Regions from separate parts of the Homo sapiens genome. Here region 2 is linked to region 1. Evidence: read pairs that join two places in POLR2A ChIA-PET (ENCODE). Cell type or tissue: MCF 10A. All regions are shown on one strand.

Evidence for each region. Peaks named below come from ENCODE experiments on the same cell type or tissue, not always from the same donor. Only the 100,000 strongest peaks of a DNase experiment are listed, where the experiment ranks them.
Region 2: POLR2A ChIA-PET joins it to region 1 with 5 read pairs; 2 of 35 experiments call an interaction of 5 or more read pairs at or near these places.

What each region holds. Positions count from the first base shown.
Region 1 is chr19:18,567,863-18,570,362 of GRCh38, reverse strand. It overlaps KXD1 (KxDL motif containing 1), which reads right to left. Exons shown (of 5, transcript NM_024069.4): 5 at 985-1,961. The coding sequence ends at 1,732. It also overlaps a transcript of UBA52 not described here. Among named protein-coding and RNA genes, the nearest start is that of UBA52, 2.7 kb to the left of the region's middle. In MCF 10A, no CTCF peak of the experiment used is centred here; no DNase peak of the experiment used is centred here.
Region 2 is chr19:18,152,086-18,154,585 of GRCh38, reverse strand. It overlaps PIK3R2 (phosphoinositide-3-kinase regulatory subunit 2), which reads right to left and starts at 1,423. Exons shown (of 16, transcript NM_005027.4): 1 at 1,292-1,423. RefSeq lists silencers at 553-772, 1,083-1,462 and enhancers at 1,573-1,852, 1,158-2,050. In MCF 10A, a CTCF peak has its summit at 1,875; DNase peaks (open chromatin) are centred at 1,545 and 2,025.

The DNA of each region.
Region 1 (2,500 bases):
ACTATCCAGGTGTGGTGGTGCGCACCTGCAGTCCCAGCTACTTCGGAGGCAGGAGGATTGCCTGAACCCATAGGTTTGAGATTGCAGTGACCCATGATTCAGCCACTGCACTCCAGCCTGGGCAACAGAGAGGTGCTGTCTCAAAAACAAAACAAAAAAAAAAAGTGCTGAGTACAGAGAAGATGGGGAGCAATGAGAAGTTACCTATAGGCTTAACAGGGGTACCTGTTTATTTCCTTGAACATTTGCAGGCACTACTATACCAGGCAAAAGCAGACACTCTCACGTCTGGGAAGATGCCTTTAAGAACCTAATTTCCTTTTCTTTTTTGAGACAACAGTTTTGGTCTTTTTGCCCAGGCTAGAGTGCAGTGGTGCGATCTTGGCTCACTGCAACCTCTGCCTCCTGGATTCAAGCAATTCTGCCTCAGCCTCCCAAGTAGCTGGGATTACAGGTGTACACCACCACACCCAGCTAATTTTTATATTTTTGGTAGAGATGGGGTTTCACCATGTTGGCCAGGCTGGTCTCGAACTCCTGACCTCAGGTGATCCACCCACCTCGGCCTCCCAAAGTGCTGGGATTACAGGCATGAGCCACCAAGCCCGGTCATAACAACATAATTTCTAAGTACTCAGAAGATGAGGTAACCCTGGGAGTGTGTCTGATGGGGAATGGATCTAGTGTGGCTCCCCTATCTGGAGGAAGGCTGAGATCTGGAGAAGGAATTATGAAATGAGGATGGGAACACTAGTATTGTGAGCAGTGACAGCAGCGTGAGGGAAGACCTAGCTGGTGACGGGAACTTGGGTTGTTATAGCTCCCACCAGGGGGGGTTCCAAAAAAGGGCCACATCTCTTTCTAGCCCTGTAGTGCCTGATTGTCTGCACCTCCCTCCAGCAGGGCCCCCAGCCCCACATCCAGCACTTGCCCTCCTTTTGGGTTGCTTGGCTTAAGGACTGAAGAAGCCACAGCTAGGTGTACTTTTCCCTTTTTAGTAATGGTGTCTTTTTATTGATAACTTCCCAACAGCATCTGTAAACATCGGGTACAAAAATATTCCATTAAACTCTTTCCCGAGGTGGCTCCGTTTGCTCCATGGAGGCCTTCAGAGAGGCCTGCTGGCCCCTCAGGTTCCACACCTCTATTCAGAGAAACACAGAACTCAGCACGCTCAGGGCTGAATGGATGGCCAGCCTCCGTCTCAAGACTTCTACCTATCTCAGAAACCTCCTTGAGATACCAAGGAGAAAGTATTTGATACTTTTACGGAGCAAGGGGCAGGAAAAGCAGAATTAGTGGGTGCGGGGGTGGGCTGGGGTGAACTCAGAGGAGACCGTGCTTGTGCACCTCAAGGAGGTCCTGACCGGTGGTGGGGGACATCTGGCTCTGGTGTCTGGGAACCTTCTAAGCATTCTTCAGAGCAGACGTCAGGCTCAGCTCTGGAAAAATTCCCCTGTGCCCAGCCCCACGACTCCAGCTGGAATGGGCGTGCCCTGGCATGGCAGAGGGGTCTTGCAGAATAGAGATGTTCTGAGGAAGGAAGGAGCCAGAATTAAAGACCCCCCCAGGAATTCCACACCCCTCGGGAGAGAGCCTTGTCCCCCTAGGAGCCCTGGGTGACAGAACGGGGCAGCAAAGGAGCCCTGGATGACAGAACAAGGCAGGGTTACCCGCTGCCACCTTGTATGCTGCTGCCCTGAGACCCCCTCAAGGCACCGGGCAGCAGGGCTATTCGCCCGTCATCTCCTCGTCATCTGTCTGGCTGCGGCCGTTGATGGCTGGGGAGCCAGGCTGGACATGGGACAGGTCCTCGAAGCCGGGGCTCAGGGAGGGCGAGACGGTGTCGGGGCTGGTGTCACATGAGCCCGTGCTCTGTTCTGAGGTGGCAATGGTGGTCGTGGTGCTGGGTGGGATGGGGTCTTCATCCTCTTCCTCCAGGAAGGATGCCTCTGGGATATCTGGGGGAAGGAGGCCCAAGAGTTGGTTTTGTCACCTTGCCAAGCTCTGTGATGTAGGACTTATTGTCCATGTGACCCCTAACGGCTGCCCTCACCCCATGGGGGTATGACTTGACCCTTTTTTTTTTTTTTTTTTGAGACGGAGTTTCGCTCTTTGCCCAGGCTAGAGTGCAATGGTATAATCTCGGCTCACTGCAACCTCCGTCTCCCGGGTTCAAGCGATTCTTCTGCCTTAACCTCCTGAGTAGCTGAGACTACAGATGCCCATCATCACGCCCATCTAATTTTGTATTTTTACTAGAGACGGGGTTTCTCTATGTTGGTCAGGCTGGTATCGAACTCCCGACCTCAGGTGATCCACCCGCCTCAGCCTCCCAAAGTGTTGGGATTACAGGCATGAGCCACCGCGCCTGGCAGACTTGGCCCATTTTTATTTTGTAGAGGAGAAAACTGAGGCCCAGGCAGGGAAGAGCCCTCCCTTCAAGGTGAGGTGAGGAAGGGACACAAGATCTGGGGTTAGGCCTACAGGAGCCCTGAGG
Region 2 (2,500 bases), 420 kb after region 1:
GGGAGCTCCATAGAGGGGTCAGGCCAGCTGAACTAAGAGGTAGGGAACAAAGTCCAGGAAGAGGCCTCTACACAAGCAAAGGCCTCGAGGTGAGTCCAAGCAAATGGACCTCCAGTCTCTGCAGAGGAGGAGTGAGTGGGCTGGCAGGTAGCTCCAGCCTGGGGCCCAGAGTAGGCACAAAATGCAGATGGGGAGGTGCTTAGAAGGAACCTTAGCCCCAGGCAGGGACAGGGAGCCAGGAGAAGGTGGGGGTACTGCAGCTGAGGAGGAGGGGAGGCTGCCGGCAGCAGGGCATTGATTATTCCCCAGGAGTCCCAGCCTGGGGAGGCGGAGATAGGCACACATTCCCAGCCTAGCCCTGCGGGTTCAGACGCCCTGTGATGGACAGGGCTAGGGTCGGGGGATGGACGTGCTGTTCTAGAGAATGGATCATCACAGCGGATAGGAAGGCGCGACAGGCAGACGGAACGGCACATGCAAAGCCTTGGCAGTGGGTTAAGTTGCTTGTCAAGGATTCAGGGTGGCTATAAGGATAGGTGCTATCCACCAAGAGGCCCGAGTGTCAGGTGGAGGCTCTGAGCATCCTTCAGTCACGGGGAACCCCAAGAGGTGTCCGAGCAGGGCGGAGGGGCGCCACATTCTCGGGTGCCCAATTTACCCATTCCTAGGCCTCTGTTACCCTCATTCTACAGGTGGGGAAACTGAGGCCCCGAGAGGGGATGCCCAGAAAACCGCCTGGATCTGCCTGCCAGCCCGCCCCCACGCCCCGGTGTGCGCGCCCCGGGAGCAGCGCTCCCCGAATCCGGGAGGCGGGAGGGGCGGGGCAGGCAGGGCTGGGGGCTCCGCGGGTGAAGGCAGGGCCTGAGCGCTCACACAGACGCGCACTTGGGTCTGCGTGGACCCGGCCACCCGGCTAGGGGACCGGAAGTGGGTTCGACCCCCGGCCCTCCCGCACCCCATTCTGCCCCGCACAATGCCTGGGCGCCCCTCGGTACTATTCGAAGCCCCATTCCAGGCAGGGCCTCCCTTCATTTGGGGCCTCGGCTCCAGTCCGGTATCTTGGACGCGGGGAGTCTCTCCCCATTCTGCCCCGACCGTCCCAAGGAGGCTGCACCGCTGCGGAGCCGAGCCCGAGGCCCCCCCTTGCCTGCGGCCCCCCCAGTTCCCGCGGGGCCCGACGCAGCCTGGCGCTTGCGTTCTGGCTTCCACCGGGGCCCGGCACTGCCCCCGGGCGCCCCGCATTTAAGCACACTCCCAGCCGCCCCCGCCACGAGGGCCAGTCAGGACTCACCTGGTCGCGGCCGCCACCGCCGCCGCAGCCGCCGTCACACCAAGCCAAGCCCGCCCCGTGGCTCCACCGCGGCCACCGTCGCCGCAGCCGCGGGATCCCCGCCTCCGCCGCCGCCACGGTTCCGAGCGGCCTGGCCCGCCCCCGGCGGAAATGCCCGAGCGCATTCGAGCCGGGCGGATGAACCGAGGCCGAGGCGGAGCCTGAGGTAAGGGGGCACCCGAGTGTTTCCGGAAGTAGCCGAACGTAATCCCGCGGGACTGGTGGACTAGAGGGTGCCCCCGAGACAGCCGAGCGTTTCCAGAGGTAGCCGAGTGCAATCGGGTCGGCGAGGGATCCGAGACTGGGCTCGGCTGGGCTTAGAGACGCCCGAGCGCTTTCGGAAATGGCCGAACACTCTCTACGGCCGCACTGGCACAACTGAGGCTGATCCCCAAGACCGCGGAGCGTTTCTGGAAATAACCGAATGTGCTCAGTGCCCAATGGAGGCCTTGGGAGTTTAGACCCAGAGGCGACCGCCAGCTTATGGGAATTACTGAAGCATAGATGGTTCCAGGGGACAAATGAGGCGTTCTCAAGCTCAGCAAACAGGGGGCAGTAGAGTGGGGAAAGGGCCTGCCGCAAAAAGCAGAAGTCGGAGAAAGCCAGGGTTGAAGGAGTTTCCATGGCAACCCAGAGCGTCCGGAAACAGCCAACGATCTCGACCCCTACGGGCACTAGAATTTAGCGGACTTGAGCCTAGATGCCGACGGTTTCCGGAAATAGCCGAACGCACTCGGAGATGGGGCTGTAGCCAAGAGTGTTTGCATGCCGGCTGAGCGCCCCGGAAGTAACGGATTGCTCTAGGGCTGGGCCGGGTTCGGCTAGAGGGAGTTTTATGGCAGAGCGCAAGCTAAGACCAGGATAGAAAGGACGCGACGATTGCTTATTTTGTTATTATTTTTTGAGACGGAGTTTCGCTCTTGTTGCCCAGGCTGGAGTGCAATGGCGCTATCTCGGCTCGCCGCAACCTCCACCTCCCGAGTTCAAGCGATTCTCCTGCCTCAGCCTCCCGAGCAGCTGGGATTACAGGCATGCGCCACCACGCCCGGCTAATTTTGTATTTTTAGTAGAGACGGGGTTTCTCCATGTTGGTCAGGGTGGTTTGGAACTCCCGACCTCAGGAGATCCGCCCGCCTTGGCCTTCCAAAGTGCTGGGATTACAGGCGTGAG